Regions from separate parts of the Mus musculus genome. Here region 2 is linked to region 1. The links are chromatin loops, found by intact Hi-C in ENCODE. Cell type or tissue: gastrocnemius. All regions are shown on one strand. Links, peaks and the distances in the headings refer to the core of each region. The heading gives the core; the rest is flanking DNA.

Region 1 (11,650 bases), core at 1,361-9,360:
TTTCAGGCCCCTCCCTCTGGGGTCCTTGCTCCAGAATCTGCTCTGTAACTGGGAAGTTCACTGTGTACATTTGTGGCTCTTTTTCAAAACAGAACAGCTTTTTGCTCCTAGAAATCTCACTATCACTCAGAAACTGAGCTGTGAAACCAGCTGACCAGGAGTTAGTGGTTGTGTGAGTATACACATGTGATGGAGTATTATTAACCATAAAGGCATAAAAGTTTCATATTTGGTATAATATGGGTGAATCCTAACTACATTGTATTAAATGAAATAAGCTAGACACAGGAGAGAAATATCAGATGATCCCACATAGGAGATCAGTGTAGAAGAAGCAAATTCAGACAGGGACGGTAGAATAGGGGTTACCAAGAGCTCAGTAGGTAAAGAGGTCACATTAGGGAATGATGATATAGTTGAGGTATAGATAATGTGTATAATTGCAAAATCCTGTGAATATATTTAACACACTATATTGTACACTTAATTAAAACGATGTTATGCAGACTTTACAACAATGTATTTACATATCTGTATGGATATATATGAATGTATGTATATGTATGCACATATACATATATTTTGGCATATATGTCAACAGAAAACAAAACACAATATGTCCCATTTCTCAAGTATCAGTGTATATATTCCTTCCTGTCTGTGAATCTCTATCAGTTAGACTCATATAAATGCACTTTCTTTTTCTCAGAGTTGTTGAAGGTAATCATTGTTACTTAAATGTAAATAGGTGTGTGTGTGTGTGTGTGTGTCCGTCCATGTTTCTCTGCATAGTGGGGAGTGCTCATTCTGTTGTGTATACATATAGAAGCCAGAAGTTAGGTGTCTTCCTCAATGACTCTCCACCTTATTTTTTGAACCTGGACCTTTTCAATTTGGTCAGACTGCCTGGGCAACACACCCAGGGGCTCCTCCCCTCTTGTCTCCCTCTTCTCAGCGCTAGCATAGTGCTTAGCTGTGCCCCACATTTAACTGAGTGCTGGAGATCAGAGTTAAGTCCTCCTAAGTACATGGCAGGCACTCTACTGGCAACTATCTCTCAAGTGTTAACTCTTAACTAAACAACTTTAGTCAATGTTTTGCTGTTCGGTGATTTTGAAACTGCTCATTTTTGCTAGTGTCAGGTAGGATCCAGAAATCAAAGGGAACTCGGCAACTCCCATACTTCACTTACCTTGTGATTTTTAGCAGAGCCAAGTTTGGATAGCTTTCCAGTTTTTCTTTTACACAGCATTATGGACACTACAAAAATCTCACTGAAGCACAAAAACCTTGACGTCAGTTCTCTGGGTTCCAAATTTGATGTTAATACCCCTTAAGAGAATCCATTGAATAATCGCATCTAGCAAGAAGTCTGGGTATTGGGGTAACTGAAAACTTTGCAACTATGTTCCAAAGGGAGTGTGGAGATGAGATGGAAGAGAAGAAGAGGAGGAAGGGAAAGGAAAATTATTTTTAGAGTTAGCTTTAGTGTTTACATAATGATCAGAATTATGACACAGAAATTTGTGATTTATTTAACTATTTTTCTGTTTTGGAAATTTAGGACACCCCAAAATCTTACTGTTATTTTAAAAGAACAACATAAGAGGCATCTTTGTACATACTTCTCAGTCTTCATAGTTTTATTTTGTAAATAGTTTATTTTTCATTAATAATTAACACACAGAATTAGGTTTTATTGTGCCAGTTTCAGACAAAATTTATTTTGTTGAATCACCTCACCTTTCTCACCCCCCATACCCTCACCCCCTCCCCACTGTACCTTACACACATCCTCCATCTCCACATTCACCTCCCTGTGCCCTTCCTCTACTTCTGCAACACTTTCTTTCCCTCTTTGTGCACTCTTTTCTGATTCCAGAGCCTACAGTCAAGGAATTCACCCCAACTTACATACGACAGACAGACAGACAGACAGACAGACAGACAGACTTTATAGGCTAGGCTCCACATGTGAGAGATGTGCTGTCTGTCTAAATCTGGAGGGTTTTTTTTTCTAATTCCCATATTCATTCATTTTTCTGTAAGTTATGTGATTTCATTTTTCTTTACAGCTGAATAAATACCATTTATATATGTGCCACGTTTTCCTTATCCATTCATCTGTTGGCTCCATTTGGGCTGGTTCCATTTCTTTGCTATTTTGAATAGAAAACCAATAAATGTGGATGTGCAGGTATCTCTGTGGTAGAATACACACACACACACACACACACACTCACACACACACACATACACACACTCACACACTCAGAAGTATATCTGGATCATAGGGAAGTTCTGTTTTTTTAATTTTTAGAAATGTATACTAATTTATATAATGGCTGTACTAGGTTACATTACCTCAACAGCACTGCTGTCTCTTTTCTTTATCTTAGTAATTGTCACTAGGGGAAGATGGAATCCAAAACGTAGCTTCAATTTTCACTCAGCTGGTAACTAAGAATGCTGAACGCCTTTTTAATCTCTGGTGTCCATATGTGGTCCTACTTTTGCGAACGGTATCTTCCATTCATTGGCTGATTTATTGACTAGCTATTTTGAAGTTTAATTACTGCAGTTCTTTATATATTCTAGACGCCCAGCCCCTGTCTGAGGCATAGCTGGCAAAGACATTCTCCACTCTGCAGGCTGTTGGAGAATGTTGCAGAATGTTCACTCTGTCCTGTCCTCTGTGGACAAAGGGAGGAGCCTCTCTGCCAGGCATTCCGGAGCCCAGTCCTCCGGTTCTTCTCTCCACCACATCCAGATGCTCCAGCTCTGGAATCCCTGGCTCCAATCTCTCTTCCCAGTAATTTTCCAGCACTTTTCACACACTAGACTGTAACTAGACACTGAGGAACCCTACGGCTTCCCAAATCTTACATCCAGGAGTTGTCAGTGGGAAGGGGGGGTCCATAGAAGAGGGCCAGATTCAGCCAGGTTGAAGGGAGGGGGAGGTGTACGGCAGCCCCAAAGGTGCTTGAGGCAAAGCAAAGTCAGCTGAGGTGTGAGCAGTAAAAGGGCTCCAGCAGTATCTTGCTGAAGACCCCGCATTCCTTGGGAACTGCAAAGTCCTAGAATTCCTGCACTAAGGGCCAGTAGGGGCTGGGGGTGGCGATGGGGGCATAAAGGGGTCTCCTGCAGCTAGGCCGAAGCTGGGTTTGTATAATCAAGACAATTTAAACTACTTGCCAGGACAAATACTTGAAGGTGGTCTTGGAATCCTGTGAGGATCTAAGGAAGGGAAACACCTGCCCTCAACACCTATCACGTGAGGACATCAGTAAGCAAAGCTAGTCACTGGGTGAGTCAGTGGACAGACCAGGGATTTGGATGGCTCACCCGTGTCTTGGCGGAACTGGTTCATGGACTGCAGGTCGATGATGTAGGGGGCAATCTGTCTCTCCACCTAGCCCAACACCACGCTGGCCCCGCGCGTGGACCAGCGCAGCACCGCCTTGAAGTGGTGTTTCACAGCAGGGCTGTAGGGACACCAGCCGCCATGATCGGTCAGCCATTCCTACACCACTAGGGTCCAAGGCTGAGGTCTGGAGCATGAAGTGCCCTGAGATGCTCCCTTCCCCGTCCTTGCACACCCGGCCTCGGGCGCCACCGCCTCCCGGGAAGCCTCAGCTGTGGTTCATGGGGGAGTCTGCAGTCGCTTAGGCACCGGGACGCGGACCCGTAGCTGCCCGCCTCCAACTGTGCTCCACCGCCCCTGTCGCTGCCGCTGCTCCGAGGGGTCCAGCGGCTTCATGCAAAAAACCTGACCCTGCACATTCGCCGCCCGCCTTGCAAAGCCACCCAGGGCGCACGGCCCAAGCGCGACGCAGCACCCGCCTCGCACCAGTTGAGCCTCGCTGGAGTTGCATGGTCACGCCCTCCGTCCTCTCTCCGCTGGGAGCCAGGCAACGGCGGTGGCACAGCTCCCTCCCTGGGGCTCCGCTCAGAGGCTTCCAGGTGTCTCCCCTCCCCGGAAGAACGCCAAGGTGAGCTCACGCCCGCGGATACTTCCCGGGTCCCCGGGTGTCCAAAAGCTCGCTTGCCATCCCGGTCCCAGGGGCCAACGCGGGGACTGAGGTTTGCAGCCACTAACTTCCTGTCTGTTTTCAGCTCAGCGCTGGCTGTATCCGCGGCCAGAGCTCCTACACTTGAGTCTCACCAGGGCTTTTGCTCGCACTGACATACACACACTGACGAACACACGCACGCTCAGCCCCACGCCTTCTTCTTCTGGCCTGCTATTACCTCATCCAGGCCTGAATCCTGGAGGTGTGTCAGATATGCAGAAGCCACGCCCTCTGTCAGTTTGCACCAGCATCTTAGAGCTTTCATGCTCTCTGCTGGTCAAACGTCACAGTTGTGACCACTGAAAGTCAGTGCCAAGGGATGCATGCGTTTATGGTATAAACTTTATGCTGTCTATGTAGAAATCAGAGCAGGCTGAAATATTGTACTGCCTTTTGAAAGTCAATATGAAACAAAGAAATAGACTCTTATACTCTGTACCCATTGGATGTTGTATATGTACATACATAAAATGGGTTTAATTAGAACTACCCCCAGACACTAATGACTATCAAATAAAAAGCCTAGTGCCAGGTGTGGGGCCAGGTGTGGGTTACCTTTTAAAGCTGCCCCACACAACCCCTCAAAGCATTACAGGCTATTCCACGGCTCTTGGTTACTGTCCAGAACTTGATAAGGGGTTAATACAGACGTCCCATTTAGGGCTGAGAACTCTGTATTATTCTCAACACTTTGAACAAGTAAGTATGAGTCTCTGTGTTGAATAATACCCATATTTTAAAGAAAGCTTCTGCCTAGGCCTATGGACATAAACATAAATATTGAGAAGGAATTTTGACACAAGACTGTTTAGGAATTAGCAGTGGCATCTTCTACTCTAGGATCTAGGAGCTCCCCAGCCATTGATTTGGAGCCAGTCTTCTAGTGTGGTTGTGCCGTTTCTCCCTTTGACCAAGCAATGTACTCAACATCTAGTCTCCTCATATCCATCACCATCACCATCGTCGTCGTCGTTGTCGTCCTCATCAGCATCATTGTGAGGAGGCACAAACTATAGTGTGTATGTGGAGAGGGAAGGACAACTTTGTAGAGTCAGTTCTTTTTTATCATTATGTGGGTCCTGGGCATTGAACTTGGGTTATTTGGTGTGTGGTAAGCTCTTTTAGCCACTGGGCCATTTTGTGAATCCTATTATCAGTATACTTTTTTTAGCGTTTCTATTAGGGGTGTCATGATATTTCTTGAGCTTTTAATGTGTGTGAACATGCCGTGTGTTAATAATAGTGATGCTTATTTAGTGTTTCCCTATGTGACTTCTTGATTTCTGCATCTTCTTTGTGAAATGTTTGTTCATGTGTTTGGCTACTTTTAAAATGAAGTGAGAACATTAAAAATATCCTCAATGAAAACTTTTGGATACTTGACTTGAAAATATCTTCTATCAAGCTGGAGGCTCTTTTCATCCTTAACAGGGTTTTTGTTTTTTACAACTTTCTGGCTTCCACTTTCTGTATTTAGTGTAAGAATTGCTTGACGGTCTTTTAGATTTGATGACTTTTCTGCTTTTCCTTATAAGGCTTATGATTTTACAATTTATACCTAGATATGTGGTACAATTTAAATTAATTATTATGTGGAAAATGATCCCTCCCTCCCTCCCTCCCTCCCTCCCTCCCTCCCTCCCTCCCTCCCTCCCTCCCTCCTTGCCTTTTCTTTCTGTTGGGACTTTGGGGACTTCTTGCTCCAGTGTGATTTATGAAAAAGTTTCATCTGAATTTCTTTGGTACCTTTGTCAAATACACCTGCAAATATTCCGTGAACCTATCCATTTTCAAAATCTCTCTATTCAATTCTATTTATATATGTGTTCGTCCCCTATCAGTAGTATATACTGTTGATTCACAAACTGTAATAATAAGCTAAGTTGGAATATTATAAGTAGGACACACTCAGAGTAAAAAACATTGTTTTAAATGTCAGATTCCAATTGCTAATTGCTGGTAAATAAGAATTTTTTGTTATTATCTGTTCACTCTACAGTTGCTTCAATTTTCACTCTGGTCTCAATATACATAGATCCCTCCACAACGTGCATGTTGGTAAGATGTTACCTAAGGCTCAGTGGAGTAAGATTACCAGGCTGAGCTGTCATGATTGACATTAGTACTTCATTAAAGATCAAGCCTCTTTGTCCTTCCACCTTCTGTCATCAAAAGATGCAACAAATGGCACTATCTTGGAAGCAGTGAGGTTTACCAGAGACATAAGTCCTTAGATCTTGGATTTCCCAGTCTCCACAGATACAGTAACAAATTTCTACTATTCAAAAATAACCCAGACCAGGGCTAGAGAGATGACAGCTCACAATTGTTTGTAACTCCAGTCCCAATGCATCTGACAACTTCCTCCTGGCTCCATGGCATCAGACACACATGTACTGCACAGACATACATGCAGGCAAAACATCCATACACATAAAAACAAAGAAAGAAAGAAAGAAAGAAAGAAAGAAAGAAAGAAAGAAAGAAAGAAAGAAACAAAGAAACAAAGAAACAAAGAAACAAAGAAACAAAGAAGGAAGGAAAGAAAAGTACCTCAGCCTCATGTACATTGTTAGAACATCAACAGTGAACTAAATCATTTATCCATCCGGCCCAGCAACTTTTTGTGGCTATTGTTCATTATTTAGGAATTTTTTAAGATACATAGACAAACGTATTCTGTAAAGAGCCTTTCTCTTCCCTTTTAATACATGTGTTATGTATTTCTTGTATTACATCAGCTAGGACTTCTAGTATTGAATTGGAGTGGTGACAGTAAACATCATAGCCTCATGTTTGATCTTGGCAGGAAAGCATTTAGGTCTCCTATCATTACATATCATAATAGATGTAGGGTTTTTAAAGTTCTTTATCATACTGAGAAATTAAGCTCTATTCCTAGTTTGCTGAGAGTGCTTGTGAATTATTGTTTAATTTTGCTGAATGCTTTTCTGTATCCAGTGATATGATATGATATTTTTGTTTTTTTTATCTCAGTTGCATCTCTCTGGCGCTGTCCATTCTCCTCATCCTTCTCTAGCATGTCTCGCAGTGTTGGCATCTTCTATGCTGCCATGACCAAAACCTCCCTTCCTTGGCTGTCTTAGACCATCTGCCATGCTTTCCTCAAGTGGATAAAACTTTCAATGAGCCATCAAATATGGCCAAAAGAGTAACAGGAAAGGCTTAGATACATCATTTAAATGTTAACCACATTCCTGTCCTCCTTCACTGACCCAAAAATCTATCAGGTGGCATACATCCTTCTTCCTGATAAGGTATGGAAGATTTGAGAATGTGCCTTTACCATCTCTGGATAAAGATCCTCAAATAAGTCTGGTGTTCATATATCCTGATTATCCTTGGTTTTGATCTATTTCCATAAGGTGTGTGTGTGTGTGTGTGTGTGTGTGTGTGTGTGTGTGTGTGTGCCAGGACCCCTGTTGTGAATTCAGAGTGAAAAACTTGTAAATTGCCTTCAGCAAGGCTCTTATGTTTTGTTGGTTGGTTGGTTGGTTTTTGGTTAAATCAATAACACTAAGACTATGCAGGCTAAAATCTTGGTTAAACTATATATTTAAATGGCATACTTTCATTGTTATGAAATATCAGTTGAGTCATTGCCCAAAAAGGATGCCAATAGAAGAAAGCCTCCTTGTGACCTGTCTGTTTTGACACAGGATCCTGGCTGCCATTGGGAGGGAATGTACCTCACAGCTCCATCCAATAGGTGGCAATGTTGTGTTAGGAAATGGTCTCTAAGCAGGCCTGCAGACTTGAGTCTCTCACCACAGCTGGGCTTTTCCACCTCCTTAGCACACTTTTATTTTGCTAGCCTACATGCAGGCCCAGAGGGCAATCGACATGTCCAAGTGGAGCAGATGTCAAACAAGAGGTCCTCTTCTGCATCAAGTATTGAGTCCATCCAAATGATCCTATTCTTTGGGTTCCCTTTATCTTCCTTCCCCATCAAAAGTATCACCTAACCTACATCAGTTTGATTCTATTGTTTCCTTCCCACTAACAGAATCAAAATGAAAATCAGGGGCTTTTACCCCATACACCTGCTTAGAAGCCCAGGAAATCAAAGACTCTGGTACAGGCCAGCTAGAGTAGAGAAGTGCAGCTGTGGGGAGATAGAGAAGGGAAACTTGATTGTCAGCACCTTTTCACGCCAGCATCCATTTCTCTCCACGTAACTCTCAATGCTACAGAATACCCAGGTCCAGGTGTTGGCCTCATGCACCGTGCTTCCTCCCATTGGTTCTGTCAGACTGACCAGGCTTTGATGTTCGTATTTTTTCCTCCTTGTTGGAAAGTGAGGGATACTGTGACTTCGTTGAATGAGTCAAAATAATACTGTTGAGCCCCTTTCTGAATTCCTCCCAACATGGGTATACAATTTTGCATGGCCCCCAGAGCCCCCCTGGAATAGAAACCTCTCAGAGGTATGTTTTATCTCCCTCCCCCAAAAGCAGCTGAGGAGGAGGTAGACAAAGAGTGGGTTCAGAGTTAGAAAAAAGAAATCACCTACATGATTCTATCTTTGGTGTTGGATAACTGGTTTGTATTAAACTGAATGGATTTCTAATGATTTGGTTAACGCAAAGCTATGTACCACAGAAGTCCTTTATTGCTGACATGATTAATATCCACACTAGTAAGTCATGTATCTGGTAGCTATAGCTACATCCCTTTTCTGCAGGGCCATGGGACTTGCTTACCCAATGTAACAGCCCATCCTTTTTTCTCCTTTGCTGAGAATAACTTGAGTAATACTGAAGAGCCATTGGGATCGCTAGCTCATAGTCAGACGTATTAACATGTGTGTCAGTGGGGACTTTTAATCCTCTTCCTTTGCCCACTGCATGTGTTTCTTGGTTGACAGAATTTGATTCCACAAATCAGGGAATCCTCTCAGGTTCTGGAATGTACAGAGCAGAATATGTAATAGAAAAGATAGTTATTGATTACATGTTGACAAGCTAGAGAGTTGGTTCCAGGGTTATGAGCATTTCTTCCAGAGGATCTGGAGTTCAATTCCCAGACCAGCCATGGCAGCTCACAACCCTCCAATTATAGCTCCAAATTCCAGAGGAGCTCATGCCTTCTTCTGGATTCCTAGGCATTAGGCATATACCTAGTGTATAGGCATACACAGAGACAAAAACACCTATACATATAAAATAAATAAATAAATCTAAGAAAAGTCATAGATTGAGAGCTGAGAAGGTAGAGCATGCCTCTCAGTAGAGAAGAGTATAGCAGACAAGTCAGTCCTATGGGCAAACGACAGGACACATTGTAAGAATTTGACTTGGGATGTTTACAGATTAATTTTAAGGAGCGAATATGGAATTTGGTAGGAAGCACAGCTTAGATTAAGCATTGCCGCAACCAGGATTGTCAATTAGGCAGGCCTATTTTCTTTAAGGAAATGAATGCCTAGTCACTTGGAATGCTGGAGTGAAACTGGTCAAACAACTTGGTGCCCTAGGCTATTCTTTTAGGAGCAGCAGCCACCTGAATTTCCCCCAAGTCTTGAGAACCAATTAGGCCCCAGTCATGGGCTTTCTCTTAGAAAATAGAATTTATCCTTATGAAAAGCCCCCATGTACTGTGTACCCTCCATCTGTAGGATCCACCCTCAGGCTTATTAAATCTTCCTTTGCAGGTTCTAGCCCCAAGCACTGTATGTAGCCCAGTCAACATGCACTGTTCTTATGACCAAAGTCTCAGATTCTTTTCTATAGTGGGGCATTTTGCAAGGGGATTTCAATGTATCCATTTCTAAGGCTTTTCTATGAGAATTACCACATAGAAACTACTTTCCCAAAGTCCTACTGTGTTTAAATGTGTAAGAAAATTAAGCCATTTTCTCTAAATTTGATCCCCATCTGACTGCCGCAATTCAGATGCCCCAATTTTCATTCTTTGCAGTCCACTTCGTTGTCAGTCATAATACTTGCAGGGTCGGAACCCCCTCTACTCCCAACAGAACTTAAAAATAATGAGGATCTTTTGGCTGGTAAGAGTAACTTATAAGTTATAAACAAACAAACAAACAAAAAATAAATAACTAAAGAAAACAGCTGTGAAAACAACATTTATTACTTTATAATATTGAGAATGAATATTTGGACCAAAAACAAAGGGAATTCCATACAAATAATTTTTTTAATTTGTATCTCAAAATTCACTATGTTTAATGGTGATTCATCTGTATTTGATTTGGGAACAATACATTGGGCAGGGGACACAAAATATCTCACAATAGGACTAGGAGGTGTCTGGAAAATAAGGGGAGTTGTGGCTTGCGATCATGCTAGCTCTAACACAGGACATATTTCGTTCTGATAAGGGAAGAATTGAAGCAATGCCAGATCTCTTAGCAACCTTCCCTCAGCATCTCAACTACTCGTTCCACTTTCCCTCCAATAATCTAAGACCTCATGTCTTCTGTATGTAAGGTCTCATTGACTCTGATTTTGATGAGATTACTTCTTGAACACCGCGTCCTTTCTCTCCAAGGGACCAGGACTTGAGTGTCACACTGCTGAAAATTGTCCAGTATCTTCCTAGCCCTCTCCATTGTGAATCCTATGAAGTAGAAACCAGTGCTTGCTCTCCATAACTCAAGACCAGGAACTCTCAGGTGCACAAATTCTATGGCAGAGACCAGTTCCTTGCCTGCTCAATGATTTCCAAAACCATTCCTTGAAGGTTAATTTCAGATCCAAGTCTTAAGTAAGAAAGCCAAAGTGGAAGAAGGGCATCTATGATCAGGGGCATCTTAGGGCTGAAAACTCTGTGATCCAGTGTCCTGGCTGAGCTCTGGTCAGCAGAGAAGGGAGATAAGCGTAGAACCAAATGAGTATGTTTGAAATTGGTTCAAGTTTCCAGAAGCATGGTAGGCTTCTTTTTTTCCATGAATCTTTTGGCCAACAACTCCAGTTTCTATGCTCTGAACTTTCTCACATCGTAGCATTTCCTGACACTAGGATCTCCGAGACCACATTAGCACTTAATTTTCTTTTCCATGTTACCTTACATAAATAGTTCAATTGATGGTTTTGTCTTGGTTTGTTTGTTTGTTTGTTTGAATAAACTAAAAATGCCTGGTACCTAGGACGTAATCTAGAACTGCCATTTTGGGGTGAAAGCAATCATTTTGAAACTTCATAAAACATTATTGTCTGCAGAAAAACACAATAGGCAATTCCCTTAAAGTTTTAAAAGACTAAACCCTTTCCAGCCCTCAGAAATCTATGCTCAGCATTTCTACATTCTGAACATTTCCAGAAATTGTGTTATACCACTCTTTATATTTATCTTGCTTCATATGATCATCAATGGATTCCATAATAGAACCAAACTCAATGATATTGGAAACTCCAGCCTGGTATGTACAAGTGATGCCAGCAGCATGCATGGCCACCAATGAACCATTAGAATCAAATACTGGGGATCCAGAAGACCCACCAAAAAAACTGGTGTCATAAGTAACCACATCAGAGTTGTGAAGCATTTCCTGGAAACTTCTTTGTGTGTACATATGGATAAAAGATGTAGAAAAA
Region 2 (11,650 bases), core at 1,203-9,202, 130 kb after region 1:
AAATTAGACTGGGAGTTCATGGATAGGAAAGTGAAGCAGTAGGAAGTGAAGAAATGAAAACAGGCTCTGAGATGTGGGAATGGCCAGTGGGGGATGTTTTCACGTAGCAAAGGAGGTAGACGCAGGAAAAGCATAGCATGAGGCAGAAGGAAGAGCCCAGAAGGACATCTCAGGGAGTGACTGTTCTACAAGAAAGACCATTTTGAGGGTTAGTCTTCAAGAATTTCCCCAGAGGACTTTAAAATGTCTATGTCTCATTTCCTTATTCCCCGAGGATGCTCTGAGAGGCTACCTCACCCTCAAGTTTCACTCTTTCAGCTTTCTGGTCTGATGGAAGCTTGGCAATCTCAACAATGTGTGGGTCAAGCAGTAGCTGGTACCTTACTCCTTCTCTTGTGCCAACCCCCAAATATACAGAATTCATTTCAATGAGATTAGGCCCTGGACACAAGCGACTTTGACCCAGAGTGCTTCCCCAGAGAAGCCCTGGTGTGCTCTACTGGGCCAAGCAGGGAGCCCCCATGCCCTTTCTTTTACAGTCTCAGCACCAGCAGCCATGTTCTTCCTTCATGAGACTCCCGGGGTGAACAAATGGGATTGGAGACACAGCTATGAGATGCTTATCCCTTGAAAAGCTATGTGGTATATCTGTGGTTGTCTGTGCCTTTGTGCTTCCATTCCCCTGTCCTTTTTGTAAGATTTAGACTTCTGTGTGATTTTATACTTCAGTCAAAAGTACTTGTCCTGGCATCGCATTGCTGTGTGCATGAGAGGATTGGGAGAAGGCTGCTGTGGCCCAAGAAATAACCACTGCCCCACCCCCCCTTGCTTGTTCGTTGGTCACTTATATCTCAGTGGGGGTTTCTGGGAGAGGGCTGGTGAATGTCCAGATGTCAGGTGTTCTGTTAGTAACTGCTGTGATTTGAAGTTGTTGGTGTTGTTCTGTGGGAGGACATCGCCCCCTGGTGCTCATGAGGTGTACGTGCAGAACAATAAACTGCAAATGAACAAGCACAAATTGTCGTTACTCCTAAGGGCCTGCTTTTGTAGAAGTGCTTTGGCAGCTGGCTCAGAAGCATGAGGATTACTTCCTTTATCTGCGGGCAACCTCAGTCCAACTAGTTCGATAAAGGGAAACTCTTCTTTCTTTATTTTCTAAAACTTCCCACATCTCTTCTACTCCCACATTTCACCTGACTTAACTCTGGGTTTCCCCTCAAAGAAACGGGCCATAAAGCAACAGAAATGAATATGTGAACTTGGGGGGAAAGGGTCATCTTTAAAAACATGGAAACTGGCTTCTTGCATGTTGGGGGATGCATGTGTGTGCGGGGATGTATGTGTGTGCGGGGATGTATGTGTGTGGAGGTGCATATGTGCGAGGCGATGCATGCTTGTATAAAGGGACACGTGTGGGGGGTGCAGTATGTGTGTGTGTGTGTGTGTGTGTGTGTGTGTGTGAAGGTCTGCTGAAGCTAAAGGTTGACATTAGTTATCTCCTCTGCAGTCTTCTACCTTATCCTTTGAAGCAGGGTTCTCTCAGTGAACCTGGAAATTACCATTTTGGCTAGGATAGGCTGATGGACCAATGAGCCCCATGTGCCACCTGTCCATACCTGCGAGTGCTGAGATTCCAGGTTCATACCACCATCCATGCTTTTACAGGGGTGCTGGGGATACATACTCAAGATTCTCATGCTCAAATAGCAGGCACGCGACTGAACCATCTTCCCAGCCGTGAATACTGACCACTTAAATGGCTCCTTATTTTCAGGCAGTTTTAAATTTTTCCAGTAAGCATTTGTTATTAAACATCCCAGTAATAATAGGAACACAAGAACAACAAGGAACTCTTGAACAACAAGTCTAGCCTCTCTTCTCACCAGACTATCTCCATCTCTGATCTCCCTTGGAGTATGGTTTTCTCAGAAACCAGCCCTGGTCTTTCTGCAGACCCCAGCCTTAAAGTCAAGACTGGGCAGAGCCCAGGAGACCTATGACATGGCTTGAGGGTGAACTGGAAACCCCTGTATTCTGACTTCATACAGATGAACACCAAGATAAAATTTTGCCAAGTACACATTTTAATGCATATTTATACTCATTTTTGTTAGTAGAGTTACATGTTTATGGGACAAATATTAAAAAATTCAACAGGAAGTTTCTGCATTAAAGATCTGGGAGTCTTCTGATGTGCCTTGCTTTGCAGATTCAGAGAATTTACAGAAAGAAGTCTCTCCCCGTTCCTGAAGGCTGAGACACTTGGAGCTCTTCAGGAGGGCCTACTCTGTGCACAAGAGCTTGATTGTAACTAGTATTTTCAGAAAGATGGCTGGCTTCAATGAAACATTAAAATATAGCCCAAACCCACAAAGCACACAGAGGTTAAGAAGAACATTTTAACGCTCAAGAGGCAGGTTCGATGGAGAGGTTGTGCAATTAGCCCTCTTGGCTGGGCAGGTGGTAGGGCAGAATTCCAATTCAGTCATTCATTCCTCTCTGTATCTCAAATGGAAACGAATGAGGAAGTCTCTCCCTGTTCCTGAAGGCTGAGACACTTGGAGCTCTTCAGGAGGGCCTACTCTGTGCACAAGAGCTTGATTGTAAGTGTTAAAGCAAGAATACATCATCTTTCGTAGAAGATAGCTCACTGATGTGTTGTGGTGAATAGATACATAATTTCTAAGACAGCTGTAGAGGAATTTCCGTGTTGTAGAGAATTAAATTCTCAGATATGAAAATTGAGCAATACCCCAACTATTGCCAGTTGTCAATCACGAGGCCTTCCAGATAACCCATGGAAGCCATCCTGGAACTGAAATACATATCATGGCCTTTTCCCAGCTAACTGTGACATAAATTTTGTTTTGTTTTAAATTACCCCACCCCTCTTCCAAGCAGCGCGAAAAGGCAAATCCTAACAGACAGAAGACAGCGCTTTCCCAATAGCTTTAGTTTTAGGGAGGAAGTACTATGTAAGTGCAGGCTCACTGTGACTTGCGCATTTTTCACCCCTAGGCAGATAAAAGCTTCTTGCTACAGTCCAAGGGGTTTGTGTGTATTCCTGTGCACCCTCAGCTGTGGTAAGAAGACAAGGGGAAAGACTGTCCAGAGAGAGGAAGGAGTTACATTTTTGACACATGAACGTGAAACCATACTGCTTGATCTGCCAAACTAGAGCTCTGTTTAGTTCTTCATTTATAACCCTGTTAATTGACAGATCTAAGAATTCAAAGTTTCCTAGAATACTCTCATTGTCTCCCGAACCCCGGTTTTTAGCCTTAATTTATTACTCATTTCCTTACTGTTTCTTCATCCTTCATCCCCTAACAGAAAATTATGTTATATTCCCCCCCCCCCCCCCAGGACTTGTTTGCACAGTTCAGAAGCCCAAGACTGACCTAGATTAGCTGTGAGGAAGTTGGGAAATGGAATTTGTATAAACCCCACCCGCTTCTCCTTCAAATGCCTGTGAGGTGACTCATGGGGAGGGCACTGTCAATCAACACCAAGTCCTTAAAGCTAAAGAGTAGGGGGCATGTAGGCCTCCTGTGGCATTTCAGGGCACTGTTTACTGAAACCCTGAGGGCCTCTTTGAAAACACAAGAAAAGAAGTAATGTACTTAAAGCACAGACCTCTTCAGCTTACAAACTGGAAAGCCTTTCAAATTCAGACTAAATGCACCAAATCCAATTTCTCCCCCACCCCTCGTTCCACACACATGCATTCAGGTACAGACAACTATGAGAATGGACGCATACACCCCGAGGCTTAGTCCCAGTCCAGCTTTTTCCAAATGAATCATACCCCTCCCCACACCTCACTTCAAATGGCTCCTTTAATTTCCTGGTGCAGAGGCCTAAGAAAATACTGCCAGGGTTGTAATAGCTGCTTTCTTCCTATGGCGACTGTCACTTCAGTCACTTAGGAAGGCAGAAGTAGAGAAAACAAAGCAAAAGATGTGCTTGAAGCTGTGGCTGGAAACTGTTTCCTTTGGAGACAATTAAGCTGGACTTGGATCCTCTTCTCCATTAAGGACTGTTGCATCTGTTGCTAAGCTTCCAACCAAACTCTCCTGCTCCTCAATTTCCTGGTATTCCTTCTTCTTGTACTTCCGAGTACCATAGATGGCCAAGGTAATGACAACTCCTAGTGCTATGGTGACTCCCAAAGTGATTCCAGCAGCTTCCCCTCCTGACATTCCATTACTGTCCCCATGGATGACTGTCATGGCCCTACGAAGCTCCAGAGGTTCTCCCAGCTTCCACTGGTTGGTCTGAGGATCCTTAATCCAGGATCTGGCAGTCTCACTATTGGTCACTATGACAGTGTTGGTGGCAACCTGGCTCATAAGAGGTGGTTTGGTATAAGGTGGGAGCCTGACAGGGAGCAGGGACCCTCCTGTGAAGATTCCAGCCTTGACACAGTAGGACACTTGGCATCCATCACTGATAACAGCTAGGTGTTGGCTGAAGCCCCCGGGACACTTTTTCAGAGATGGTGCTCTGACGTCTTTAGCTGTATCAGAATTAACCAAGGGGTTCCCCATTATACAACTGAAGAACCCACCAAAGGGGACTGAAAACTTGAACCCCAACTCATAATCCAGGGACACACATACCTTGAGGCTTTCAAACAGGTTCAGTGGGATGTAGCCTGCTGGGCATGACTGTGCATTTGTCATAGGGTTGATGGTCTTGTCAGTGAAGACTCCTCCAAAGAGAAGTCCTGAGTTGTCAGGTACTTGGCCAGCAGCCACACACCAATAAGCCCTAAATTCAGCCTTGGCCACTCTGAACACATCTTCACACACTGTCTTGCAGAAAATCTTGAGGGTGCATTTCTTTTTACATTCCAGACGACTGTAACCCTCTTCATGGGTCTGGGAGAGCAGATGGACAGGGGTGTAGCCAGGGGGACAAGAGAAATCACCTGTGAGCAGGTTCTTCTGCTCCAGGTTTTGGCAAAGAACATCACCTGACAGTTCAGTGCATTCCTGATAAACTCCACCAAAGGTGAAGTTGGTGACTTTCGCATCACAGGAATCATCATCCATATTGGCTTGAAAATTAAAGTTGGGGGAATCAACATTTGTGCATCCTGGGTGAGTGTTAAAAGTGTAATAGTGTCTCACAGCAGTTTCCACTGTCTTCGACAGCTTCTTCACCAAGGGACCTGGCAAGCCAGGTAGCTTGTCAGGTTTAATGAAGAAATGCAGAGGCAAGCCAGCACGGTCTATTGCCACTAGGTGGTTAGTGATGCCCTTCTGCCAGGTTTCTAAGGTGATGCCTGGATAGAAGGGAACCCCTCCAAAACTCTGCACCCTGGAGTTGGTCCTGTTCGACAGGTAGTCCTTCGTCAAACTGGTCTGAGAAATGTAGTCTGTTTCAACTTTGAAGTTCACAATGTTTAAGAAGGCAATCCCTGCAGAAGCGGTCACGGTGTTCTGGCTATTCTGGTTGTCCAGAAGGAAGGAGGACCTTACGTGATCCTCCTGAACCAGTGCAGCCCCAGCATCCACACTAGTGATTACGTGTGTGCCATAGTTGAGGATCAAGAGCTCTGCCAGGTAGGTGGCCATCTTCGTCTGGTTTTTCTCTAGTTGGTCACAGATGTCCATAAGTGCCTTCGTAAACCCCAAGCTGAGCTCTGAAGTTGGGGTGGTTTTCACTGTGTAGATCCGGTTTCTTACCTGAACCCTGGTAGTCACAGCTTGGTCCTTTACTTGAAGGGTCTTCATCCTTTGGAACTCAGTAGAGAACTTGCCGTTGACTCTGGAGAAAAGGGCGAGTTCTGTGTTGATAGAAAGTGAGGTGGTACTCTGGTAATTCATCCAGGACTCCAGGACTTCTGAGTTCATCTCCAGGTTGCTCTCTTTCTGAGGAATAGTATACACTTCATCGGGGATGATGTACTGCCCATCTTCTGTGGTCTTACAGTTGGTGTATGTCAAGTCCATCACCCGTCCCATGTCTACATTTCTCAGATTATCCCAGCCTCCTCCTGGTAGGACCTCCAAGACAGGTAGTTTCAGGGCATTCTTGCATATTTGAAATCCAGTGGTACCCGTTTCTCCAAGAGGCTTGTCTGCTTCAGCACACGCTATTATCATCCAGATGAGGACCAAGGCCATGAAGCTGTTCATGGCGCAGATGGTTTTGGCCATATACCAGCCCTAAGCATTCACCAACAAGACTGGGGCAAACAGAAGGATGGAAAAGAAAGCGGTTGTTGAAACAGAAAATTCTACAGTTCTCCTAAAACCATCAGTTCCTCTTTATGCTGCTCCAATTGCAAAACAGAGAAGTGAAAGCTGGTTGGAATATTAGAGACCATTAGTACCTTGTAAAAATTATTCTACTCTGGATATGCAAAGATACACTCTTCAATCCCCCCCCCCCCACACACACCCTATGTCCCTCACCCTGCCTTTCTTCTACACAGGGGTTTGGCACCCAGTAAAAGTGTGGATTCAACAACTTACCTCTGTCAGAAGGCTCTGTCTGGCTTTTGTTTCACTCTCTTTGACTTCAAAACCTGCCTTTCTCTTCTTTTGTGAAATCACAGTATTAGTTTCTTTTTACTGGAAACGCAGGAGTTAGTAGCAACCTTGTGCTTATTTACATACCCCGCCTCCAGGCTACTCTGTGTCAAGGACAAATCTTAGATGTCTCATTGGTACACTGAAGTTGGGGCCTGCCCCCTGAGAACAAAAGTGTAAAATAATAAATAAATAAATAAATAGATAACCTCAGATGCATGCTTTGTGAGGTCTCATTGTTACAAACTCAAACAGTCCTATTTTGGAGATAGACTTATCTAGGGCTGAACTGCTCAGGAAAGCATTCCGTTTGCTGGGAACCCTCACCCTGAATTGTTCTGGGCATCCTGGGTGAGGGTGAGGGCTTCCACGCTGTTCTGTTTTTCTCCGTTCAGAGAGAAATATTCAAGAGAAGACAAAAGCCACACTACAAATTTGCAAAGTTTGGTTTACTCAAAGCATACAAACGGCCCAGGAGCATCCGTGCTTGTGTCCACACATTTGTCTGATCGTCTCCATGTGTGCAATTTTTAAACTAAGCAGCAACTGACCACACGTTTAACTTTTTCATCCAAAAACTTTTTTGTCAGCAAAGACAGCAAAAAAGGAAACATGCTCTTTATTACATGGGTTAAAAGTACTAAAATTCATTTCTTCTATTGTCAGGAAAACATAATGAGCACTCTTTTCTCAACACCCACCTCTTCTTTTTGTCTAGCAGTGATACTAGCTCCTTTAGATTTGTGATTCAGAGAGGAGTAGTCTGTGCTAGCGATCAAGTATCAGAATTAAGGGAGGCTTAGGTGAATTACACAGTTGTAACACCTGGAGTGTCTTGGTTCATTTAGCAGCAGCCAGGAACTCTATAGCAGATAATAAATCTTCACACAGCACCCTCATAGCACCCCAGATCATTTTAGGAGCAAGATGCAGGGCTAAGACTTTAAAAGCAGAAACATGTTTCAGCCGTGGGTGAAGACTACCACCTGTGTATAGGCTGTGAAGATCTTAACGAACTAAATTATCTCAGGTTGTCATTGAGGAAGCAACAAAGCATTTTTGAAGGACTTGAGCTTCCCTAGCCATGATCCAGGCTCCAGTGGTGTTCTGTAAATCCATAAAAGCCTTAGCATGGTTCTATTCATGCCAAGGTGTTTGGGGAAACTGACTCACACCAGCCTCCAATGAGGAATGAGTTTGTGAACGATGTCCAAGCTATACCAAGTTGGAGAACCCAGCCGAGTCACTGCAGAGGGTGCTCTAGTTCATATATAAGCAGGGTTATGTATTTATACCTCAGGAGACAGCACCTAGAGTTTAAAAGCTGAGACTTGAACGCCCTTGAGTGCTTGCAATAACTCAGTAAGTGCACTCTTCTATTTTAACTGGCTTATGCACACCTATTTGATGACAGGCAGGCTAGCAATTTCTTCTTGTTCTCTCTTTTCTAAATCACGTTGAGGGCTGGGGACGTGGTTATGAGGGTGCAGTGTTTATTGTGCAGGTACTAAGTCCTGAGTTTGGATCCTTAGAACTCGCCTAAAATGTGCACACAGCAGTGCATGCCTGGATCTCCAGTGCTGGAGAATCCCAAGAGACTGCTAGCTAGTGAGTAAGCTAAGCGACTGCTAAGATGTTAAGCTTCAGGTTAAGTGAGAGACCCTGTCTCAAAAATAAATAATAAATAAATAAATAAATAAATAAATAAATAAATAAATGCAGTGGAGAAGCAATTTAGGAAAAATTATGATGTCAACCTCAGCTTCTGCATGTGCCTGTGTGGGTGACCCCATATCACATACACACACATACACACACACACACACACACACACACACACACACACACACACACCACAGCACACACAAGAATAATATAAATAAGCCATAGATCCTGTTGAGACCTTGATATCCTGAAGCGAGAGGCAGGTAAAGTAAGCACAGATGGTTCTAGATTCAAGTCTTAGCAAATTGCTAAACAGTCTCTCATTATTTTCTGTCCTTTCTTTTTAGTACAGTTTTCCACTCTAACATCACATAAAATGGAAGAATGGCAAAATATTCTACAGACAACACAAGTTTTTCAAACAATGTTTATAATGAAAAATTATTGTGTTATACAATGATATGTAAAAACAATAGCATCATGAACCCAGATATGGCCAAGTATATAAAATTAGAGGCTCCAACACCAGCCAATTGACAGTGTCTGGTCAATAGAGTTTGTTGAATAATTTTTTTACTCTTAAATCTCCAGAGATTCTTTGATTTTCTTGCGTTTTCAACAATGATAATGTCTTAGCTATGAGGTTTTTTTTTAAACTGAGCATTTATTAACTACTAAATAACAATGACTATCAGTTTATATTCAGTAAAACAACTCAAGCAATACAGATATATATTTTAAATTTTTTAATTTTTGATGTAGAACACAATTAAAACATTTCTCCATTCTCATTCCTTCCCACAATCCATCCCATATACCTCTCCCCACTCTACTTCAATTTCATGGCATTTTTTTTACTAATTGTGAATGCATACATATATGTATATGTATGTGTATGTGTGTGTACATGTCTCTGTGTACATGTGCTTAGGTGTGTACATGTGTCTATGTGTATGTCTGTGTATGTGTATCTGGATGTATATGTGTGTGTTTGTGTACATGTATGTGTATGTATGTATATAAATATATATTCTTAAATGTAACCACTCAGTCCTTATAACGTTACTTATATTTTCAGGACTGACCATGTGGCACTGGAAAACCAATTAGTATGCTCTTGTTTTTTTTTTAAAGCATCAAATTACTTTTGGCATTTTCGTGTGCCCGTGGAGGTTGAACGCATGGCTTTTATGATTTCTTTGGTGAAGGAGGTTTAGCTGGTGAGAAACAATGAAAGAAGAAGTGAAATGGTGAGACTCCAGGGCACAACCTCCATTTGCATGCCAGGACAGGAGGGCGGTGCTCAGAATGTCCGATGGGAGGACATTGGTGGGGATTTGACTAGCACCTCCCACCTCCATTTGTCCTGTTTTCCTCCTTCCAGTAATGTTCTCTGCTTTTTCTTGAACTGAAATATTCCTATAAACACACGTTCTCTCCAGATGGCTCCCCTGAGGCAGTGAAGGGCTGGGGCTAACTTCTGAGCTCTGGCTTCTAGCAGAGAGAGGCAATTCTTCCACAGAAGGTGTGCTTCTCTGGTGCCGCAAATCGATTTCACTTCCTCCAGCAAGCAGCAAGAGGGAAGTCACACATCTGCTTTCTTTCTAAGTCTGAGCATGTTTGGCACTGTGTCACGAGCAGTTAAGCCATGATTTACGTCTAAGGTTCACTTCTGTGTGGGCTTGGAGCCTGTTTGGGGGTTTCTGACATGCACACCTCACAGGTGATCCGAGACGGTTGTGCTAGCCAGCCTCAGCCTACTTTGTTTGCCAGAGATCCAGGAGACAAGTCTGACACCTGACATACAAAGCACTGTTAAATGGAACAGAGAACCTGACTGTTAGAGACCATATTTTGATGACAATGACAGACCTGTGTGACACAGAGCACTGTGGCTGTTTTTGTTTGTTTGTTTGTTTGTTTGTTGTTTTTATTTATTTATTTAATTCCTGGGCAGTTGACTTCTAACCTGATATTCTGAGAGTTGCTTTGTCAACTCAGAATGAATTCTTTGCACTAAGATTGTTTGTCTACTAATCACACACACACACACACACACACACACACACACACACACACACACACACAAACAAAACAAACAAACAAAAAAACCCCAAACTCAGTGGTTTCATACTATCATTTTTTCTGGAGGGTAAAAACAAAAGACACTTGGGAAATTCTGCAGAGTCATATTAAATGCTAGGCCAGAATTTGTCCACCCTCGCCATTTTATTCTGATATTTACCTGAGACAAGGTCTCACTGTTTAGTTCTGACTGACCTGGAATTCTCTAGGTAGGCCAGGCTGACCTTGAACTCATGGAGCTTCCACCATGCCAAAACAAGGAGTCTTTGAAGGTCTGTTGAAGCAAAAACACAATTCTCACCTCAAGGAGAAAAAAAAAGCATCATTTATTCTAGGTTCAAATATGAGTGATCTGTAAACAGATTCAGGTCACTCCAACATCCAAGCAGTTTCATGAAGTTTTTATAGAGAAAGAACAAGGACATTCATAAATCAAGGAGTTTTTTAAATGCAGTGGTGGGAACACCAGGTAGTGGGCTTGAGCAAAACTTCAAAGTCTTCCGTATAAGTCTCAGATGCCATCTGATGGCATTCTTAGCCTTTAGGTTGGTGGAAGCCAGGGGTTTGTTTCTACATCCCAAAAAGGATTTTATCTGATAGCAAGAAGGATTAGGTCAGTCGTGGGGGTAGGCAATAAATGGCTGTTATAGAGACTAGAGAACGCTCATGATAACCTGGCTTTGATCATGTAACACCACACGGTTTACAATTGTGACGTTGTATTATCAGTCAACTCCTCAACATCACTGGAGCAGCCTTTGTTCCGGAACCTTTAATTCACTGTTTCTGGCTTTGGTTATAAATCGCATATTTGCATGGGTAGGCCAAATACCATTTCGTGGCCATTGGTGCTGGAAAGCCGGATTCCTAGGAACTAATAGAAATGAGATTGACGAGGAAGGAAAGCAGACTTCTAGAGAGCAAGACAGAGTTGGTAAAGGCATTAAGGGAGAAACCTCTCTAGCCATCATGATCCAAGTTTGATTTTGTGTATCAAATACAACATTTATATGTTATATATAACAGACACATTATACCTAAAGATAAAAGAATTAAGGACACAGGATAGCCTAAAGATGTAAAGGCAGTAGAAGAAAGAAACAGTTATTTTAACCACTCAAAAACCTTCATTTTAAAAAATATTTATTCACTTAGTTTTATGTGCACAGTCTGTGTACGTGTCCTCCTTGTCAAGCAGCGGGTTGGATTCCCTGCCTGACATATGAAGTGCTCTTAACCATGGTGCTATCTCTCCAGACCCACAATTATTCTTTTTAAACTAGATTGGCTATTCCTCTTGTGTCTAAAGCTAATTATACTCTGTATTGTTTTGATTTTTGCAACATTTGTTCTGGTTC

The links. Peaks named below come from ENCODE experiments on the same cell type or tissue, not always from the same donor. Only the 100,000 strongest peaks of a DNase experiment are listed, where the experiment ranks them.
Region 2: it touches region 1 in a loop (4-fold over the local background); 10 of 42 quality-filtered maps call a loop at or near these places.

What each region holds. Positions count from the first base shown.
Region 1 is chr19:12,588,280-12,599,929 of GRCm38, reverse strand. A330040F15Rik (RIKEN cDNA A330040F15 gene) reads left to right here and starts at 3,364. Exons shown (of 2, transcript NR_015503.1): 1 at 3,364-3,992. Fam111a (family with sequence similarity 111, member A) reads right to left here. Exons shown (of 4, transcript NM_026640.2): 4 at 10,234-11,650. The coding sequence ends at 11,332. In gastrocnemius, for the core only: CTCF peaks have their summits at 4,368 (motif pointing left) and 7,804; DNase peaks (open chromatin) are centred at 4,052, 4,229, 7,521, 7,800 and 1 more place; H3K4me3 peaks cover 1,661 bases; H3K27ac peaks cover 844 bases.
Region 2 is chr19:12,455,697-12,467,346 of GRCm38, reverse strand. It overlaps Mpeg1 (macrophage expressed gene 1), which reads right to left and starts at 6,577. Exons shown (of 2, transcript NM_001374668.1): 1 at 6,486-6,577; 2 at 2,067-6,196. The coding sequence starts at 6,146. The coding sequence ends at 4,005. It overlaps Dtx4 (deltex 4, E3 ubiquitin ligase), which reads left to right. Exons shown (of 9, transcript NM_172442.3): 9 at 1-1,011. In gastrocnemius, for the core only: no CTCF peak of the experiment used is centred there; no DNase peak of the experiment used is centred there; H3K27ac peaks cover 2,156 bases.